Regions from separate parts of the Homo sapiens genome. Here region 2 is linked to region 1. The links are chromatin loops, found by intact Hi-C in ENCODE. Cell type or tissue: CD4-positive, alpha-beta T cell. All regions are shown on one strand. Each heading gives the region's core, and the rest is flanking DNA. Links, peaks and the distances in the headings are about the cores only. Region 1 has its middle 6.3 kb from the start of MIR8078. Region 2 holds the start of LOC105371951 (a long non-coding RNA gene).

The links. A loop is a pair of places that touch in the nucleus more often than their neighbours do. Peaks named below come from ENCODE experiments on the same cell type or tissue, not always from the same donor. Only the 100,000 strongest peaks of a DNase experiment are listed, where the experiment ranks them.
Region 2: a loop joins it to region 1, with 16 times the contacts of the local background. A loop is called at or near these places in 16 of 110 quality-filtered maps.

Annotation. Positions count from the first base shown.
Region 1 is chr18:100,376-111,715 of GRCh38, reverse strand. It overlaps the pseudogene ROCK1P1. Among named protein-coding and RNA genes, the nearest start is that of MIR8078, 6.3 kb to the left of the region's middle. RefSeq lists enhancers at 671-1,458, 1,459-2,247, 2,248-3,035, 3,036-3,825, 4,118-4,801 and a silencer at 2,255-2,304. In CD4-positive, alpha-beta T cell, for the core only: no CTCF peak of the experiment used is centred there; DNase peaks (open chromatin) are centred at 4,005, 5,345 and 5,779.
Region 2 is chr18:146,494-157,833 of GRCh38, reverse strand. It overlaps LOC105371951 (a long non-coding RNA gene), which reads right to left and starts at 6,422. Exons shown (of 4, transcript XR_935081.2): 1 at 6,340-6,422; 2 at 5,583-5,658; 3 at 2,319-2,425. In CD4-positive, alpha-beta T cell, for the core only: no CTCF peak of the experiment used is centred there; no DNase peak of the experiment used is centred there; H3K27me3 peaks cover 225 bases.

The DNA.
Region 1 (11,340 bases), core at 2,752-7,751:
CGTGAAATTCTGGCTGAGTCTCTCCCCCCACCTTCCGACGCTGTCTAGGCAAAGCCTGGAGTAGAGTTGCATCTCCTGGATGATCAGTTCAGAGATATGTCACAATGCCCCCTCCCTGTGGATCCTAGAGAAGATTTGCACCATTTGGGTGATCAGTGCAGAGATATGTCACAATGTCCCCTGTAGAAAAAGCCTGGAAATGATTTACATCACCTCGGTGATCAGTGCAGATGTGTGTCAGATCTCCCTAGTAGGCTGAACCTAGACAAGGGTTACATCACTTAGGTGATCAGTGTAGAGGTATGTGAAAATTCCCGTGTAGACAGAGCCTAGACAATTGTTACATCACCTAGTGATCAGTGCAGGGATAAGTCATAAAGCCTCCTGTAGGCAGAGTGTAGACAAGTGTTCCCTCCCTGGGCTGATCAGTGCAGAGATATCTCACAAAGCCGCTTTAAGCAGAACCTTGACAAGGGTTACATCACCTGTTTGATCAGTGGAAATATATATCACAAAGCCCCCTGTAAGCAAAGCCCAGACAATTTTTACATCTCCTGAGTGAGCATTGGAGAGATCTGTCACAATGCCCCTGTAGGCAGAGCTTGGACAAGTGTTACATCACCTGGGTGATCAGTGCAGAGATATGTCAAAACGCTCCTGTAGGCTGAACCTAGACAGGAGTTACATCACCTGGGGGATCAGTGCAGAGATATGTGAGAATTCCCTTGTAGGCAGAGCCTAGACAAGTGTTACATCACCTAGGTTATCAGTGCAGAGATATGTGAGAATTCCCGTGTAGGCAGAGCCTAGACAAGTGTTACATCACCTAGGTTATCAGTGTAAGTATTAGTCATAAAGCCTCCTGTAGGCAGAGCGTAGACAAGAGTTCCCTCCCCAGGGTGATCAGTGCAGAGATGTGTCACAAAGCCCCTGTAGGCAGAGCGTAGACAAGAGTTCCCTCCCCAGGGTGATCAGTGCAGAGATGTGTCACAAAGCCCCTGTAGGCAGAGCCTAGACAAGAGTTTCATCACTTGGTTGATCAGTTCAGAGATGTGTCACAATGTCCATGTAGGCAGATCTAAGACAAGGGTCCATCACCTGGGTGATCAGTGCAGAGATATGTACCAATGTGCCCTGTAGGCAGTGCCTAGACAAGAGTTGAATCACCTCAGAGATCAGTGCATAGATATGTCACAAAGCCTTCTGTAGGCAAAGCCCATACAAGGTTTACATCACCTAGGTGATCAGTGCAGTGATATGTCACAAAAATCCCTGTAGACAGAGCCTAGACAAGAGTTACATCACCTGGGTGATCAGTGCAGATATTTGACACAATGCCCCCATAGACAGAGCCTAGACAAGACTTCCATCACCTGGGTGATCAGTGCAGAGATATGTCACAAATCCCCCTCTAGGCAGAGTATAGAGAAGAGTCCCATCACCTGGGTGATCAGTGCAGAGATATTTCACAATGCCCCCTGTAGGCAGAGAGTGGACAAAAGTTACATAACCTAGATGATCTGTGCAGAGCTATGTCAAAACGCCCCTGTAGGCAGAGCCTAGATGAGTGTTACATCACCTGGGTGATCACTGCAGAGATACGTCACAATACCCCCTGTAGGTGGGGCCTAGACAAGAGTTACATCACCTGGGTGATCAGTGGAGATATCTGTCACAATTCGCCTTTAGGCGCAGCTTAGACAAGCGTTACATCACATGAGTGATCAGTGCAGAGATATGTCACTATGCCCCCATAGGCAGATCCAAGACAAGAGTCCATCACCTGGGTGATCAGTGCAGAAATATGCCACAATGCCACCAGTAGACAGATATAGACAAGAGTTACATCACCTGCGTGATCACTGCAGAGATATGTCACAATGCCCCTGTAGGCAGAGCCTAGACAAGAGTCCCATCACCTGGGTGATCAGTGCAGAGTTATGTCACAATGCCCCCTTTTGGCAGAGCCTAGACAAGGGTTACATCACCTGGGTGATCAGTGCAGAGATATGTCACAATGTCCCTGTAGCCATATCCTTGACAAAAGTGACATCACCTGGGTGATCAGTGCGGAGATATGTCACAATGTCTCCAGTAGGCAGAGCCTAAACAAGAGTTACATCACCTCTGTGATCAGTGCAGAGATACGTCACAATGCCCCTGTAGGCAGAGCCTAGACAAGAGTTACATAACCCAGGTGATCCGTGCAGAGTGATGTCACAACGCCCTCTGTAGGCAGAGACTAGAAAAGAGTTACATTACCTGGGTGATCTGTGCAGAGATATGTCACAATGTACCCTGTAGGCAGAGCACAGAGAAGAGTTGCATCACCTGGGTGATCAGTGCAGAGATATGTCACAATGTCCCCTGTAGGCAAAGCCTAGGCAAGAGTTACATCACCTTTGTCATCAGTTCAGGGATATGTGAAAACGCCCCTGCAGGCAGAGCTTAGACAAGAGTTACATCACCTAGTTGATCAGTGCAGAGATATTTCACAATACCTCCTGTAGGCAGATCCTAGTCAAGAGTTGCATCACCTGGGTGATCAGTGCAGAGATATTTCACAACGCCCCCTGTAGGCAGAGGGTAGACAAGAGTTACATCACCTAGGTGATCAGTGCAGAGATTTGTCGAAATTCCCTGTAGGCAGTGCTTATAAAAGTGTTACATCACCTAAGTGATCAGTGCAGAGATATGTCACAAAGCTCCTGTAGGCAGAGCTTAGATGAGTTACATCACCTGGGTGATCAGAGCAAAGGTATGTCACAAAGCCCCCTGTAGGCCAAAGCCTAGACAATAGTTACATCACTTGGGTGATCAGTGGCGAGATCTCTCACAATTCCCCTGTAGGCAGAGCTTATACAACAGTTACATCACCTGGGTGATCAGTGCAGATATATGTCACAATGCCCCCATAGGCAGATCCAAGACAAGAGTCCGTCTCCTGGGTGATCAGTGCAGAAATACGTCACAATGCCCCCTTAGGCAGAGCCTAGACAAAAGCCCCATCACCTGGATGATTAGTGCAGAGTTATGTCACAAAGTCCCTTTAGGCAGATCCTAGACAAGAGTCCCATTACTTGGGTGATCAGTGCAGAGATATGTCACAATGCCACTGTAGGCAGAGCCTAGACAAGAGTTACATGACCTAGGTGATCAGTGCAGAGATACATCGCAATGCCCCTGTAGGCAGAGCCTTGACAAGTGGTACATCACCTGGGTGATCATTGCAGGGATATGTCACAAAGCACCCTGTAGGCAGATCCTAGAGAAGAGTTATATCACCTGGGTGATCAGTGCAGAGATATGTCACAAGCCCCCTGTAGGCAGAGCCTAGACAAGAGTTATATCACCTGGGTGATCAGTGCAGTCATATGTCACAATGCTGTGTAGCCAGAGCCTAGACAAAAGTTACAGCACCTGGGAGATCAGTGCAGAGATATGTCACAATGTCCCCAGTAGGCAGAGACCAGGCAAGAGTTGGATCACCTCGGGATCAGTGCAGAGATATGTCTCAATCCCCCTGTGGGCACAGCCTAGACAAGAGTTACATCACCTCGGTTAACAGTGCAGAGATATGTCAAAATGCCCCTGTAGGCAGAGCCTACACAAGTATTACATCACTTAGGTGATCAGTGCAGAGATATGTCACAATACCCCCTGTAAGCAGAGCCTAGACAAGAGTTACATCACCTGGGTGATCAGTGCAGACATATGTGACAAGGCCCCTTTAAGCAGAGCCTAGACAATAGTTACATCACCTGAGTGATCAGTGCAGAGATCTGTCACAATGCCCCTTTAGGCAGAGCTTAGACCAGAGTTACATCACCTGGGTGATCAGTGCAGAGGTATGTCACATTGCCCCCATAGGCAAATCCAAGACAAGAGTCAGTCACCTGGGTGATCACTGCAGAAATATGTGACAATGCCCCCAGTAGGCAGAACCTAGAGAAGAGTCCCTTCACCTGGGTGATCAGTGCAGAGTTATGCCACAATGCCCCCTGTAGGCAGAGCCTAGACAAGAGTTACATCATCTGGTTGATCAGTAAAGAGATATTTCTCAATGCCCCTGCAGGCAGAGCGTAAGCAAGAGTTACATCACCTAGATGATCAGTGCAGAGATACGTCACAAGGCCCCCTATAGGCAGAGCCTGGACAAGAGTTACATCACCTCGGTGATCAATGCAGTGATATGTCACTGTGCCCCGTAGGCAGAGCCTAGTCAAGCGTTACATCACCTGGGTGATCAGTGCAGAGATATGTCAGAAAGCCCCCATACACAGAGCCTAGACAAGAGTCCCATCACCTGGGTGATCAGTGCAGAAATATGTCACAATGCCCCTATAGGCAGATCCAACACAAGTGTTACATCACCTGGGTGATCAGTGCAGAAATATGTCTCAATGCCCCCATAGGCAGATCCAACACAAGAGTTACATCACCTGGGTGATCAGTGTAGAGATATGTCACAATGCCCCCGTAGACAGAGCCTAGACAAAAGTCCCATCACCTGGGTGATCAGTGCAGAGATATGTCACAAAGCCCCTGTAGGCAGAGCCTAGACAAGAGTTACATCACTTTGTTGATCAGTTCAGAGATGTGTCACAATGCCCATGTAGGCAGAGCCTAGACAAGTGTTCCATCACCTGGGTGATCAGTGCAGAGATATGTGACAAGGCCCCTTTAAGCAGAGCCTAGACAATAGTTACATCACCTGAGTGATCAATGCAGTGATATGTCACTATGCCCCAGTAGGCAGAGCCTAGTCAAGCGTTACATCACCTGAGTGATCAGTGCAGAGATATGTCACAAAGCCCCCATACACAGAGCCTAGACAACAGTCCCATCCCCTGGGTGATCAGTGCAGAAATATGTCACAATGCCCCCATAGGCAGATCCAACACAAGAGTTACATCACCTGGGTGATCAGTGTAGAGATATGTCACAATGCCCCCATAGGCAGAGCGTAGACAAAAGTCCCATCACCAGGGTGATCAGTGCAGAGATATGTCACAAAGCCCCCATAGGCAGAGCCTAGACAAGAGTTACATCACTTGGTTGATCAGTTCAGAGATGTGTCACAATGCCCATGTAGGCAGAGCCTACACAAGTGTTACATCACTTAGGTGATCAGTGCAGAGCTATGTCACAATACCCCCGTAAGCAGAGCCTAGACAAGAGTTACATCACCTGGTTGATCAGTGCAGAGATATCTCACAATGTCCCTGCAGGCAGAGTGTAGACAAGAGTTACATCACCTAGATGATCAGTGCAGAGATATTTCACAATGCCCCCTGTAGGCAGAGCCTAGACAAGAATTATATTACCTGGATGATCAGTACGGTGATATGTCACTATGCCCCCTGTGGGCGGAGCCTAGACAAGAGTTACATCACCTGGGTGATAAGGGCAGAGATATGTCACAATGCTCCAGTAGGCAGAGCCTAGACAAGAGTCCTATCACCTGGGTGATCAGTGCAGAAATATGTCACAATGCCCCCAGTAGACAGAGCCTAGACAAGAGTTACATCACCTGGGTGATCAGTGCAGAAATATGTTGCAATGCCCCCATAGGCAGATCCAACACAAGAGTTACATCACCTGGGTGATCAGTGCAGAGATATGTAACAATGCCCCCAGTAGGCAGAGCCTAGAGGAGAGTTACATCATCTGGGTGATCTTTGCAGAGATATGTCACAATCCTCCAAGTAAGCAGAGCCTAGACAAAAGTTACATCATCTGGGCGATCAGTGCAGAGACAAGTCACAAAACCCACATAGGAAAAGACTAGACAAGAGTTACATCATCTGGGTCATCAGTGCAGACATATGTCAAAGCTGCCGTAGGCAGAGTGTAGACAAGTATTACATCACTTGGGTGATCAGTGCAGAGATCTATCACAGTGCCCCCATAGGCAGAGCCTAGACAAGAGTTCCATCACCTGTGTGATCAGTGTAGAGATATGTCACAATGCCTCCTGTAGGCAGAGGCTAGACAAGAGTTACATCACCTGGATTTTGTTTCCTGCAATATGTCACAATGGCGAGGGTGAGGGTTAGGGTTAGGGTGAGGGTCAGGGTGAGGGTCAGGGTGAGGGTCAGGGTGAGGGTGAGGGTCAGGGTGAGGGTGAGGGTTAGGGTTAGGGTGAGCATTAGGTTTAGGGTTAGGGTTAGGGTTAGGGGTTAGGCTTAGGCTTAGGGTAAGGCTTAGGGTTCAGGTTCAAGTTTGGATTCGGGTTCGGGTTCAGGTTAAGAGTTAGGGTTAGGGTTACGGGTTAGGGTTAGGGGTTAGGGTTAGGTGTTAGGGCTGGGTTAGGTTTAGGGTTAGGGTTATGGGTTACGGTTAGGGTTAGGGTTTAGGGTTAGGGTTAGGGTTAGGATTGGGGTTAGGTTTAGGGTTAGGGTTAGGGTTAGGTTTAGGGTTGGGTTAGGGTTAGGATTGGGGTTAGGATTAGGGTTAGGGTTAGGGTTAGGTTTAGGGTTAGGGTTAGGGTTAGGATTGGGGTTAGGTTTAGGGTTAGGGTAGTGTAAATAATTTCACATTATTACTAATAATTATTATTTATATTACACTATTACTTAATGTAAAGGCTATTAAGACATGTTTGTCTTCAAAGAATGGCCTTGGTTTCTGTGGACAGTTTCTCCTCATGGAAAGGTAGTGTGTTCCTGCTAAATCATGGACAAAACGGGTCCCCAGGAGCTACAGGCTGCAGAAGCAGCTTCTCCTCTATGTTCTTCACTGCCTCATACTGTTGTTGACCTTGAAACCTTCTTTTGGTCTAGTTTTATCAACAGAGCTAGTATTTACATGAGGTTCTACTACATACCAGGTTCCAGAAAGCTAAATGCTTTTTGTTTGTTATTATTCACTAAATACAAATCACAACTCTCTTCTCATTACACACACAACAAAATTTAGCTGAGGGAGATTGAGTGACTTTCCCAGGGTCACACAGCTACTAAGAGCAGAGTAGTGTTTAGATTCATGTGGGAATACTGAACACAGAAATGAACCAATGGAAACATCCTACGTTCCAAAAGCCTACTCAAGCCATTTGTTCTTATTTTAAGGAAAATCTTTATGCTAATTTTAAACTCCAAATACTTATGAATCGCAGAGATCTACAGATTTGATTCTGATGTAAGAAATGATGCTCACCAGCTGGTTACTGCTACCACCCCACAACCCCGAGCATACTGGACAAATGTCTAAGCCTCGTGGTTAGTGGGGACATTGCTTCTGGAGTCTGAAATTGTCATGTAGTGACTCACTCAAGCTTAGGCAGATTTGGTGATATATGACACAGAGATGCAAAGAAATGTTGTAGCTGACACACACAGGCTGGCTCTGGGAGATGCAGAAGGAGCACGTCCCCCAAAATGAAGCCAGACAGACATCCTTAAGGAAGGAGCAAAGGGGCTTCATCTTAAAGAATGAAGAAGGGATTTGTCATGAGAGATGGGGCAGGAAGTTCTTGAGAGGCAGAGGGAGAGCATGAGAATGTTAGGAAGGCAGGAGAGACTCTCACACATCTGGGAAGCTGACAATCCATCAGCATGTCCAGGAGGAAAATAAGGAGGAGGAGCAGAAATAGATGAGGCTGGATATAGAAGCAGGGCTGAAGCTGTGTTGATTGTGGTAAAGAGTTGTGATTCTATCCAGAAGGCAATAGGTAGCATTCTAAACAGAGATCCTTTTTTTTTTTTTTTTTTTTTGAGATGGAGTCTTGCTCTGTTGCCCGGGCTGGAATGCAGTGGCATGATCCCGGCTCACTGCAAGCTCCTCCTCCCAGGTTCACACCATTCTCCTGCCTCGGCCTCTGGAGTAGTTGGGACTACAGTCGCCCGCCACCACACCCGGCTAATTTTTTTGTATTTTTAGTAGAGACGGGGTTTCACTGGGTTAGCCAGGATGGTCTCGATCTCCTGGCCTCATGATCTGCTAGCCTCGGCCTCCCAAAGTGCTGGGATTACAGGCATGAGCCACCGCGCCTGGCCACAGAGATCTTTTAAAACAAGAGTCAGCAAATATTTTCTGCAAAGGGCTAAATGTTAAATATTTTAAATTTTCCAAGCCATATGGTCTCTCTCTCAATGACTCAGCTCTTCCATTATACCATGAAAGTAGCCAGAGACGTTATATAACATATGTATGTGGCTGTGTCCCATTACAACTTTACTTACAAACGCAGACTGTGTCAGACATAGTCCATGTATGGTAGTTTGCCACACCTTGTTTTAGAAAGCTCAGGTTTATGATGTGATGGAGAATTCCTACAAGAGTTCTTGTTTTAAATGGTAGAGTGAACATACACTGGAATTCTATACTGCTTGACCCAAGCTTTTGATAGCAAAAGGTAGAAAAGACAGATAGTAAACAGATAGATAGATGATAGGAAGGTAGATAGATAGATGATAGATAAAGAAAGTACATAGCTGTTCCAGAAAACAGAAACTGATAATTTCATGAACCAAAAGCAGAGTAATATACTTTAGAAAGGAAGCAGGCTGGAAAACCCACAGTTGCAAAGCAAATGGAATTTCCAACTGCCTCTTGTAGCCCCTTCCTTGAAGTAGTCATAGCCCAGGGTGTTTGACTTCTTCCTCTGTTTTTTGTTTGTTTGTTGTTTGCTTTTCTGTGGGGTTTTTGTTGTTGTTGTTTGCTTTTTTTAAAAAAAATTCCCTTTCACTGCTTTTTTGTCACAGCAGCCTTTGTCGCTTCAAACACCGCAAGTGTTCTTTTAAAAGAATTATATCAACCTTTCAAGTGAAATGCAACATGTCTGAAACGTGGTATCTGGAGAGGTGAGATGGACAAAGGAGCCCTTGTTACTGCACGTTTTCATTCTCCAAACTTCACCTTGCACGCAGTAACAGACAATGCACAAATCCACTTCCTTATGGACGCAAATTCTGAAATCCTTTTATGCCTGGCCTTTCCATCCTTCAACTTCCCCTTTCCCATGCTGTGAATGATTGTATTGGACATTTTTGTTTTAATCTCAGTGACAGGGGAACACAGGTAGCTCTAATATAGCTGTGTCCCAGATGCTTCTGTTTCTAGCATGTATTTATTTTGCAGCAAACATTTACTTCCAAGATTTTTCACTGTCTTTTGAAAATAATTAGGCAATATCTCATCTGAGGTAGGATGTTTCTAGGGGTTGTGTTCTGAGGGAGGAAAACTAATCTGTTCTCTTTCCACTGCATTCTGGGAACAGTAAGAGGACCTTGTGAGTGAATAATTTGTTTCCACATTACAGAGTGGGTAATAAGCAGATTAGTAAAAACAATTCTGCTTCACTTCAATAACAGCCTCCTCCAACTCATTTTTTCTCAACAAACTTATTTTTCCAGCAGAAGAATCCCAGACTTCTTAGAGAACCCAGTGACTTTTTGCACCTTAAATCTGTGAAATCCTCACGTTTTCTTCTGCTGTATCTATAGTTCAAACAAAGATGAGGCAAAACTAGACGCATTCCTGAAGGAACCCAAGAAATTCCTCTCTTTCTGTCTCGGAATGAAATGAATTCTCCAGACCACTAGTTCTAACCTTCAAAAACCAAACCTGTTTGTGAGATCTCCTTCAAATACTACTGTAGACCCCAGTATTTATTCATTAAATTTTTTAAATATTTGTTTTATTTGGAATCAAAGTATTTGTAATTTTAGTATTTGTATTAATATAAGGGAGAAATGTTTAAATCTGTCTATGCCATATGTGCCTCTGGCTTATTGCCCAATTAATTGTAGTCTCAGGCTAAACTTTCGTTTCTGTCTTCAATTTTTGTCAGAAGAAATATAACTGATCTCAAAACATCTGCTTTTATGTAGGGACTCGTGCTGCCATCTCCATTCCTCTCTCTTTTTTTGCAATCTGGGTGGAAGTTCTTTAATATGAACATTTCAACCACCTTCATTCTACCATATCCACTATGAGCACATTCAAACGTATCCAGCCAAGGCTGTCATCTTAGGCCAGGGATTTTTTAGGAATCTATTTTGCTGTGATGCGGCTGGCACCCCTTTGATTCACTGTATCACCCCAGGGTTCTTTTCATTTTATAAGCCCAAGAGGGCAGAAAATGAAGTAGATGAGCAATTAAACACTGTGAGTCAGGAGCGTCTCCCCTTGTGTTAGGCAATGTTGTAGAACATCGTATTTAGCAAGCTCCTAGCAGATGAGCCATGTGGCTTCTGAGCACACGTGCCTGCTTGCTGCTGTGAGCTCAGACACCATCATCATGTCTTTTCCATCTCTGGAGGGAATTGTAAGGGCCACTTAATAGCCTGTAAATCAGAGAGATAAAGGTGCTTCCCCAAAACACTGATGACAGAATGAAAGGTGAGGAGTGTTAGCCACAGGTCAAAAGTACAGGAAAGTCTCTCAGTGTGGGTTGCTGAAGAAATGCAGGTCTTTTTTCTTTTGGACGTCTCCCTAGAATGGGGTCAAGGACTCTGCCCATTCTAGGATGAAAAATTGGGATATTAGACACACTCAGATATTTATCCCAAACTTTCAATTTGGGCTCTTAATTAGTTTGTTCATCCATCACAATCTCAAATGCTAAGCAGGACATTTGAATCTCTCCACAGTCCAAATCAGCACCGTCTTTTAAAGTTGAGTTTCTTATTATTCTCACCTGATATACCTTATTTATCCCACACACACCCCAATAACATATTGTGCTCACTGTTATCTTTGAGACAACACTTGAATTTTACTCAGCCTGGCGTGCTCTTCACATATCTTGTCCAGATCCAGTTGAGACTCATTCTTCAGCCATGCATCAGTCAATGGGGGCTAGGTTAAACTGTGGTGACAAACAACCTCCAAATTTCAGTGGCTCAAAAATCTTCTTCCTCATTTATTTACATCTCATCACGGGTCAGGTGAGAGATATCTCTGTGCTGTGTCATCCTAACACAGGAATCCAGATGGAAGGAGGGATCATCAATAAGATCCCCATTGCTATAGAAAAGAGAAAAAAGCATGCAGAGTAGAACTCTGTTTCTTGGAGATTTCTCCTGAAAAAGTCACATGTTATTTCTTCTCACCTCCATTAGCAAAAAATAAAATAAAAATAAAAATAGAAAAGTCATGTGGCCATGGAAAAATTTAAGTAGGTGGGATGGAACAGTCAGAATGCATTCATAAAAAAATGGACTGAAAATATTTGGAGAACAGCACCAATGACTATCATGAATGCCAACATACATCCCTAACAACCCAGTGCTGTTACCCTCCAAACATTTTATGTCTTGCAAAGTATTAGAACTTCATATGTGAAGCCATACCACTCAGAGGGAATGCAAAATACATAATGACATCTCCTTT
Region 2 (11,340 bases), core at 3,404-8,403, 45 kb before region 1:
TCTGTGTCACATTTTGGTAATTCTCACAATATTTTGAACTTTTTAAATACTATTATATCTGTTCCAGTGATCTATGATTACTATTTTAGTTGTTTTGGGGTGCCACTAACCACCCCCGTGTAAAACAGCTAACTCCAATGTTTTGTGTATTCTGACTGCTCTGGCAACAAGTCTTTTCCCACAAGGGTTCAAGGCTTGAGTTCAGGACACAACTGCAGGTGTGGTGGCAATAGCAAGAGAACTAGAATTAGAAGTGGAGCCCACAGATGTGACTGAATTGCTGCAATCTCAAGACAAAGCTTTAATGGGCAAGGAGTCGCTTCTTATGGATAAGCAAAGAAAGTGGTTTCTTGAGATGGAAACTACTCCTGGTGAAGACGCTGTGAACACTGTTGAATGACAACAAAGGATTTAGAATATCATAAACTATGGAACTGTTGATAAAACAGCAGCAGAATTTGACAGGATTGACTCTAATTTTGAAAGAAATTCAAATTTGAAAGTTCTTCTGTGGGTAAAATGCTGAACAGCACTGCATGTCACAGGGAAAACTTTCATGAAAGGAAGAGTCAATCGACGTGGCAGATTTCATTATTGTCTTATTTTAAGAAATTGCCACAGCTACCCCAAACTTTAGCATCCACCGCTCTGATCAGTCAGCAGCCATCAACATTAAGGCAAGCCCTCTGCCAGCAAAAAGATGATGATTCACTGATAGCTCAGATGATCCTTAGCATTTTTTAGCAGTAAAGTTTTGTTTGTTTGTTTTGAGACAGGGTCTCACTCTGTCACCCAGGCTGGAGTGCAGTGACGCAATTACGGCTCACTGCAGCCTCAACCTCCCAGCTCAAGCTATCCTCTCACCTCAGCCTCCTGAGTAACTGGGACCACACACGGCTAATTTTTTTTGTATGTTTTGTAAAGACGGGATTTCGCCATGTTGCCCTGGCTGGTGTTGAACTCCTGGTCTCAAGCAATCTGCCCACCTAGGCCTCCCAAAGTGCTGGGATTACAGGCATAAGCCACTGCACCCAGCCTTGACACTAAATAGACTACAGTATAGTAGAAACATAACTTTTATATGCACTGGGAAAACAAAAACTTTGTGTGACTCATTTTATTACAATATCAGCAATATTGCAGTGGTCTGGAACTAAACTAGCAATGTGTTCAAGCTGTGCATGTAAAATGGAGATACATCTCAGGATTGTTATAAGGACTAAATAAGATTATGTATAGAAGATTCTTAGCACAGTGCATTGCACATGTGCTATGATACCTATTTTATATTACACAGTAAAACTTCAAAGGGATTTTGCAGGGTATGTTAGAATAGCAGGCTATGGATAGCTTTATTTTCTATTTTTTTTATGTTCAGTAACATATTTCTATAACATACATATTTAAAAATGTATTGCATAGATTGCCCGGGCACCATGGCTTACGTCTGTCATCCCAGCACTTTGGGAGGCCAAGGCAGGTGGATCACTTGAGCTCAGGAGTTCCAGACTAGCCTGGGCAATGAAGTGAGACCCCCATCTCTACAAAAAATTTAAAACTTAGCTAGGTGTGGTGGTGCACTCCTGCAGTCCCAGCTACTCGGGAGGCTGAGATGGGAGGGTAGCTTGAACCTGGGAGGCAGAGGTTCCAGTAGCCAAGATTGCACCACTACACTCCAGCCTGGGTGACAAAGCAAGACTCTGTCTCAAAAAAACAAAACAAAACCAAATAAAAATGTATAGATCATCTGTGGAAAAATCTGTGCTGCCCTTTGTTGAAGCTGATAGTAAAGGAGGCCTAAAGATTGAGAGATTCAGAGGCAAAAATCATCATCCTGTCTGCTACACTCACATTGCAACCTGCGCTTTTTTGTTGTTGTTGTTTCTTTTTCTTTTTGAGAGAGAGCCTTGCTCTGTCGCCCATGCTGGAGTGTAGTGATGCAATCTTGGCTCACTGCAACCTCCGCCTCCCAGGCTCAAGTGATCGTCATGCCTCAGTCTCCTGAGGAGCAGGGATTACAGGTGTGTACCACCACGCCTGACTAATTTTTGTGTTTTCAGTAGAGATGGGGTTTCTGCTGTGTTGACCAGGCTGGTCTCAAACTCCTGGCCTCAAGCTATCTGCCCACGGCCTCCCAAACTTCTGGGATTATAGGCGTGAGCCACCATGCCCGGCCAGCTTTTTCTTTAGTAACTCTCATCACACTTCTATTTTTTTAATGTCTGTATTCCCCCAAGTACACTATAAACAGGAATCGTGGCTATCTCGTAGGCACTCAGGAATTACTTGATGCTGTGAGAACTGGATGTGAAAGTTACCTATTTGAAGTTTATTCATCATGTAGATGACCAGGGAATCTTGTAGACCAAGTTTTGGTCCCTTTGGTACAACTAGCTTCTTCCAGCCTCTCTGAAGATCCGCAGACCTAAATTTAAGACAAATGGGGGCAGAGTGAGGAGGTGGAACCATGCTAGCAACTGAAAGGAAGCATAAAAAGAAATTTGCACAACTGGCCTTCCTAAACGTCAGAGTTAAAGATGACAGCGACCTCATCGCCATGACACACATTGCTAAGCCCTGCCCTCCATGTGTTTAATGGATGGGATTTTCTTCTTAAGGGTGACTTCTTTAATGAATAAATTGGTAAGATCTTAACCTGCATGTTTATACATAAATAAGTTCTATAAAACATAGCCAAATATCAGAAATGTTTTCACTTGGTGAATTACCTACAATTTATTGCTTAGAATGTACCCTCCTTCCTCATCTGGCCATGGGAAATCCTGTCCAACTTTAAAATCTCCATTTAATGCTAACTTTTTCACATAAACTGAAAGCCTTCTTATACAATCACCCCTTTGTGTCAAATACTATTATGTTTTATTATGGCTGATTTAGTTTCCTATGAGTGCTGTAATGAATTATCACAAACCTAGTGGCTTAAAACAACGTAAGTTTATTATTATCTTACAGTTCTGGTGGTCAGAAGTCTGAGACTGGTCTTAACATTAAGGTGTTGGCAGGACTGCATTCCTTCTAGAGGCTCTGAGGGTGAATTCTTTTTTTCTTTTCTTTTTCACACAGAGTCTCACTTTTTTGCCTAGACTGGAGTGCAGTGGCACCATCTCAGCTCACTGCAACCTCCGCCTCCTGGGTTCAAGCGATTCTTGTGCCTCAGCCTCCCAAGTAGCTGGGATTACAGGCACGCACCACCACGCTAGCTAATTTTTGTATTTTTAGTAGAGACAGGGTTTTGCCATGTTGGCCAGGCTGGTCTCGAACTCCTGACCTCAGGCGATCCACCCGCCTCGGCATCCCAAAGTGCTGGGATTACAGGAGTGAGGCACCGCACCTGGCCTCTGAGGGTGGATCTATTCCTTACCCTTCCCAGATTCTAGATACTGTCCACATTCCTTGGCTCCTGGCTCCATTCCAGCCACAGCATCACTCCAACCCCTGCTTGAGTCGTCATAGCGCCTTCTCTGACTCTGACCTCTGCCTTCCTTTTAGAAGGTCCCTTGTGATTACGTTAGCCCCAACTGGATAATTCCAGATACTGTTTTCATTTTAAGATCCTTAATCACATCAGCCAGTCCCTTTTGGAAGACAACCAAGATAATCATAGGTTCAGGAGATTAAAACATGGACATATTTGTAGAAGTATTTTTCTGTCTACCAAGGACAGACAATAAATAATAAAACAGAAAACAACAAATATCACTACACCTTCTTAGAGCATCTACAGTTTAATATTCCTATGTTTCTCTCTTCTCTCTCTACTAAATTATAAATTATAAGCCCTACCAGGTGTAGTGGTTCATGCCTGTGATCCCAGCTCTTTGGGAGGCCAAGCGGGGCAGATCACATGAGGTCAGGAGTCCGAGACTAGCCTGGCCAACATGGTGAAATTCCAGCTCTACTAAAAATATAAAAAATTAGCCGGGCGTGGTGGCATGCGCCTCTAATCCCAGCTACTTGGGAGGCAGGGGCAGAAGAATCACTTGAACCCAGGAGGCAGAGGTTGCAGTGAGCCAAGATTGCGCCATTGCACTCCAGCCTGGGTGACAGAGCAAGACTCTGTCTAAAAAATAAATAATAAATAATAAACTATAAGCCCTGCCTTAAATAATTTGGAATCCTGCCGGGCACGGTGGCTCATGCCTGTAATCCCGGCACTTTGGGAGGCCGAGGCGGGCGAATTACTTGAGGTCAGGAGTTCGAGACCAGCTTGGCCAATGTGGTGAAACTCCGTCTCTAAAAATACAAAACATAGCTGGGCATCGTGCCGGGCACCTGTAGTCCCAGCTACTCGGGAGGCTGAGGCAAGAGAATCACTTGAACCTGGGAGGCGGAGGATGCAGTGAGCTGAGATCACACCATTGCACTCCAGCCTGGGCAACACAGCAAGACTCTGTCTCAAAAAAATTAATATAATAATAATTTTGGATCCTACACACACATATACACACCATATGCATACGCACACACACACACACACACACACACACACACACACACACATTCTATAACCTAGAACGGTAGTTTGCCTAAAAAGGTTTTCAATAAGTATTTCCTGGCCAAGTATGGTGGCTCATGCCTGTAATCCCAGTGCTTTGGGAGGCCGAGGCAGGAGGATAGCTTGAAGCCAGGAGTTTGAGACCAGTCTAAGTAACAGAGACTTTGTCTCTACAAAAAAAAAAAAAAATTAAAAACAGTAGCTAGGCAGGGTGGCTTGCCCCTGTAGTCCTAGCTATTTGGGAGGCTGACGCAGAAGGATCACTTGAGCCCAGAAGTTCATGGCTGCAGTGACCCAAGATTGCACCACTGCACTCCAGCCTGGGCAACAGAGTGTGAGACCCAGTCTCCTAAAAGATTTTTTTAAAAGTATTTCCTAAATGAATTCATAACCTAGTTTTGGGTCAACAGATGATGCAAATTATATTAGGTGAATGCTATGCTGCTATGGCAAAGGTGCCTCAAGATTAAGTTGCTTATTTATTTATTTATTTATTTATTTATTTATTTATTTATTTATGAGACAGAGTTTTCGCTCTTGTTGCCCAGGCTGGAGTGCAATGGTGTGATCTCGGCTCTCCGCAAACTCTGTCTCCCGGGTTCAAGTGATTCTCCTGCCTCAGTCTCCTGAGTAGCTGGGATTACAGGCATGTGACACCACTCCTGGCTAATTTTGTATTTTTAGTAGAGATGGGGTTTCTCCATGTTGGTCAGACTGCTCTCAAACTCCTCACCTCAAGTGATCTGCCCACCTTGGCCTCCCAAAATGCTGGGATTACAGGGGTTAGCCACTGTGCCCAGCCAGATTCAGTTGCTTATTGAAGATAGAAAGTTATGCAGGAGCCACGGAAGTGCAAGTACTTGCATTATGAGGTTGTTTATGGACCAACATTCCATCTGTAAAGCTCCTCTGCTACCCGCTAGAGCAGTGCTTCTTGAAGGTGAATGTGAACATGTATCACCTGGGATCTTGTTAAAATGCAGATTCTGATTTCCTAGGTCTTGAGTGGAGTCTAAGATACTAACAAGCTCTCAGGAAACAATAATACTCAGTCTCAAGTACTTACTACTTGAGTAATAAGCTGTGAAGGGGCTTGTCTTTTACTTGGTTGAAGATGGGTTGCAGGATCCAAGTTTCAGCCCCTAAGAAGAAGAAATAGAAGACAAAAAGGGTACAAGGCAGCAATTTCATTTTAAGCAAGAGGAATGTGAGGGATGTCCCCAGATCACTCCCATTCACATTTCACTGGTGAAAACAGTTATGTGACCATGCCTGGCTACGTGCAAGTCTGGGAAATATAGTCTCTAACCTGTCACAGGTATACACTTCCTAATCCTATTACAATGCAAGAAGGACAGAATGGATTTTGATGAAAAACCAGCAGTCTCTGCCATGCAGATGGTGGTTTCTTTTATCAATAATCTTCAAGCTTATAAAGTTTTCCTAAAACAAGTGATCAAACTCCTGGTGATTTAGTTTTCTCAACTGTAATATGAAAATGATCATATCTGTCCCTGGACCCTCTTAGAGTTGTAAGGTATAAATGCTAGTTGAGAGCATATATGTCAGGAATAATTATCAGATAGAGCTAAACCACAACAGAACAAATAGCAGAGGCACTCATCTGTTTATATATCTACATATGAGTAGGCTAAGTTCTAGGCTAAGTTCAATTCCCAAAGTTTGCATTATTAAAGCCAAAACAGAAATATATGATTTGCAATCCTCACTCTCAAAACATTTCTTTTAGAAACAAAAATCTCTACAGCTGGACATGAATAAACTGTCTGGCCTTATCCCTAATATTTCTTTACCTATATTACCTCAAATTCAATGATGCTTGGCCAGGGACAGTGGCTCACGCCTGTAAACTCAGCACTTTGGGAGGCCGAGGTGGAAGGATCACTTGAGGCAAGGGGTTCAAGACCAGCCTGGGCAACATAGCAAGACCTTGTCTCTAGTTAAAAACAAAACAAAACAAAACAAAACAAAAAACCCGAGTTCAGTAATGCATGCTTGTAGTCCCAGCTACTCCGGAGGCTACAGTGGGAGGATCACTAAAGCCAGGAGGTTGAGGCTGCAGATAGCTCTGATTGCACTACTGCATTCCAGCCTGGGCAACATAGTAAGTCCCTGTCTCAAAAAAAAATTAAATGATGCTTGAAAATACTGTGCTTTCTTACCTTCCATTGTTTTCCCCACGCTACTACCTCGGAATGTTCTTCCCAATTCCTCTCTACTTATTTCTCACCTCCATGATGCAAACCGTGAACTTTTCTCTGCTTATTTAAGCAATTGCTTTTTGTATCACTCAACATTTTATTACCATCTTTAAATATTTACTATCTTTTAACATTTAATATTTACTATCTTTGACATTAAACATTTAATATTTACTGTCTTTTTATGTGTATAGAGCAGTTATATTATCTTTCTTTTCTTTTTTTTTTTTTTTTTTTTTTTACTTGAGACAGGGTCTCACTCTGTCACTCAGGCTGGAGTGAAGTGGCACAATCTCAGTTCACTGAAACCTCTGCCTCCCAGGTTCAAGAGATTTTCCCACCTCAGCCTCCTGAGTAGCTGGGATTGCAGGCACCCACCACCACACCTGGCACCACCATACCCGGCTAACTTTTTGTACTTTTAGTAGAGACGGGGTTTCACCATGTTGGCCAGGCTGGTCTCGAATTCCTGTTCTCAAGTGATCTGCTCGCCTCAGCCTCCCAAAGCACTGGGATTACAGGCGTGAGCCCTGGCAGTTATATTATCTTTCCATCTAGACTATGAATACTTCTTTGCAGCTCCTTCAATAATATTTGAGGAGTATTTCAATTAGAGGTCATATCACACTCTGAAGCACTTTAATAATTATCATTAGATTGCTATCTGTGTATTATCTGCTTCGTGTCCGGACAGTGCCTGCATCTGTGCCGTTCATCTCTGTGTCTCCTAGGCCTGGCACAGACCCGGCATGGAGTAGGCATTCTATATATTTGGTGAATGAATGGGTTGAGGTTATTGGTAATAGGAATTCAGAGAATAAAGAAATTGAAGGGGGTGGGAAGCAGTTGGGGGCAGGAAGGTTCTAGAGAAATATAGAAAAAGCAAAACCTGGCTGGGCACAGTGGTTCACACCTATAATCCCAGCACTTTGGGAGGCCAATGCAGGTGAATTGCTTGAGCTCAGGAATTGAAGACCAGCCTGGGCAACGTGACAAAACTCTATCTCTACAAAATTACAAAAAAGTAGTCAAGTGTGGTGGCGGGTGCCTGTAGTCCCAGCTACTCAGGAGGCTGAAGTGGGAGAACTGCTTGAGCCCAGGAGGCAGAGGTTGCAGTGAGCCAAGATCGGACCACTGCACTCCAGCCTGGAGACAGAGCAAGACTCTGTAAAAACAAAAAACAAAAAACAAAAAAAAAAAAAAAGAAGAAGGAGGAGGAGGAGAAGAAGGAGGAGGAGGAGAAGAAAGTGGCTCACACCTGTAATCCTAGCACTTTGAGAGGCTGCGGTGGATCAGTTGAGCCCAGAAGCACAATACAAGCCTGGCCAACATGGGAAAGCCCCGTCTTTACAAAAAATAAAAAATTAGCTGGGTTTGGTGGTGCACACCTGTAGTTGCAGCTACTCTGGAGGCTGAAGTGGGAGGATAGATGAAGCCCGGGAGGTTAAAGCTGCAGTGGGTTGTGACTGCACCACTGTACTCCAGCCTGGGTGACAGAGCAAGACGCTGTCTCAAAAAAAAGCAAAATCCCAAAGCAATCAAATTCATCAATTCAACAATTATTTATTGACTGTCTACTTAGGGACCCGGCATTCCAGGAATTCACAGTCTATCAGAAAATGTAGAAAACAATTGCTGAGTGCGGTGGCTCACGCCTGTAATCCCAGCACTTTTGGAGGCTGAGGCGGGAGGATCACTGGAGCCGAGGACTTCGAAACCAGCCTGGGCAACATGGTGAAACCACATCTCTACAAAAAATACAAAAACTAGCTGGGCATGGTGGCACACGCCTATGGTCCCAGCTAGTTGAGGGCTGAGGTGGGAGAATTGCTTGAGCCCGGGAGGCAGAGGTTGCAGTGAGTCAAGATCATGCCGCTGCCCTCCAGCCTGGGTGACAGAGCGAGACCCTGTCTCAAAAAAAAAAAAATGTAGAAAAGTAGAAAAAATTATTAAAATATATAGCAACTATGCATGTGGGTGGTAGAAGGGAAACTAGAGCAGAATGGAGGACCTCTATGTGGGGCTGTGGTAATAGATAAGGTAGCTGGCAATATGGGACAAGATTACGAGAGCCTGAGTGCCAGGATTAAAAGACTAGTCTCAATTAGGTGGGGTTTTCTATCTTCTTAAAATTACTATTCCTCACAAAGAAGAAAAATAATATTGAAATGTCCGTGTAGACCGGGTGCAGTGGCTCATGCCTGCAATCCCAGCACTTTGGGAAGCCAAGGCGGGTGAATCACTTGAGGTCAGGAGTTCGAGACCAGCCTGGCCAACATGGTGAAACCCTCTCTCTACTAAACATACAAAAATTAGCCAGCGTTGTGGCGCTGGCCTGTAGTCCCAGCTACTAGGGAGGCTGAGGCAGGAAAATCGCTTGAACCCAGGAGGCGGAGGTTACAGTGAACTGAGACTGTGCTGCTGCACTCCAGCCTGGGCAACAAAGTGAGACCCTTTCTCAAAAAAAAAAAAAAGTCTGTGTACTCAACTGTTGCAGATGATCTCTTATTCCAAAGCAAAGCCCTAACCTGAATCAAAAAGCCTTACATAGGGCTCCCCATGAGTTAAGGCAGAAAGACCCCTTTAATGTTACCTACTTTTTAAAAAATTAGTAAAGCAATACCCATACGAGGTTTAAAATTCAAACAGTAACAGGAAAACATTTAAAGTAAAACAAAACTCTCCTATCTCATTCCACCTACAATCTCACTTCTCATCAGCAACTGACTTTAACTCTTTCTGATTTTAGCTCTCCTGGTGGTCACCTCTATAATTCTGAATAATATGCTTATAACTCTATTTAATTTATCAAGTGTAAGCAATATCTGTTGAACCCCAGTGTAAACAATGAGGATGTGGGTCAGTTATGCTGTATTTTGCCTCCCCTTCTTCCTCTTTCTTCTCAATTTTATTTTATTTTATTTTTTGGTTAGAGACAGGGTCTCACTCTGTCACCTAGGCTGGAGTGCAGTGGCCGGATCCTGGATCACCACAGGCTTGAACTCCTGGGCTTAAGTGATCCTCCTGCCTCAGCTTCCCAAGTAGCTGGGACCTCAGGCACGTGCCATCATGTCCAGCTAATTTTTTTATTTTCACTTTTTGTAGAGAGGGGATCTAACTATGTTGCCCAGGCTGGTCTTGAACTCCTGATCCAAATGATCTGCCTGTTTCATCCTTCCAAAGTGCTAGGATTATAGGTATGAGCTACCATGCCTGGTTCCCAATTTTTAATAATTAGGTTGTAGTTATTTTGTTGGTTACTTTTACTTTTTTTTTCTTTCTTTTTTTTTTTTTTTTTGAGACAGGGTCTCACTTTCTTGCCGAGCGTGATCACAGCTCACTGCAGCCTTGACCTTCTGGGCTCGGGTGATCCTTCCACTTCAGCCTCTTGAGTACCTGGGACTATAGGTGTGCACCACCACACCCAGCTTTTTTTTTTTTTTTTTTTTTTTTTGAGGCTGAGTCTCGCTCTGTTACCCAGGCTGGATGTAGTGGCGCGAGCTCTGCTCACTGCAAGCTCCGCCTCCCGGGTTCACGCCATTCTCCTGCCTCAGCCTCCCGAGTAGCTGGGACTACAGGTGCCCGCCAATGCGCCTGGCTAATTTTTTTTTTTTTTTGTATTTTTAGTAGAGACGGGATTTCACCGTGTTAGCCAGAATGGTCTCGATCTCCTGACCTCGTGATCTGCCTGCCTTGGCCTCCCAAAGTGCTGGGATTACAGGCGTGAGCCACCGCGCCCGGCCTCACTGCACTGTTCATTGACCTTAGAGTGTTTCCTGACTGCTGTTATATAAGATAAGAAAATTAGAATTTTTAGCCTTCCCTTCCCTTTTTATTTCCTTCACTTCCGATGTCTTTCAGCTACACCATTACTTATATAGTGAAAGATTTTCAACAACAGAAACTAAGAACATTATAGAATTAAGAAGAGGCCGGTCACGGTGGCTCACGCCTGTAATCCCAGCACTTTGGGAGGCCGAGGCGGGCGGATCACGAGGTCAGGAGATCGAGACCATCCTGGCTAACACGGTGAAATCCCGTCTCTACTAAAAATACAAAAAAAAATTAGCCGGGCGTGATGGCGGGCGCCTGTAGTCCCAGCTACTCGGGAGGCTGACGCAGGAGAATGACGTGAACCCGGGGGGCGGAGCTTGCAGTGAGCCGAGATCGCGCCACTGCAGTCCAGCCTGGGCGACAGAGCGAGACTCCGTCTCAAAAAAAAAAAATAAATAAATAAAAATAAATAAATAAATAAATAAATAAATAAATAAAAAATTAAGAAGAAATGGACAAAAGTGATGGAAGCCCCAGAGGGCTGGGCAACGGAGTGATTTCTGGCAATGAGACCTGCTGAAGACGTTGCTGCCGAGAGGAACGAATTCTTTCACCATATTATTAACATTAGCTATATTAACAGTACTTTCAGTCAGGGTAGGTAGGTGAAGCGCTCTCTTGCATAAGTACTAGATAGCCTCACTTATTCTGTGTATGTCTGCAAATATCTTTATTTCAATCTTGTTCTTGCTGATCGGTTAGCTGAGTAGAGATTAATAGATTGGCAGTAATTTTCCTGAGCACTTTGAAGAAATTTCGTTGTCTTCT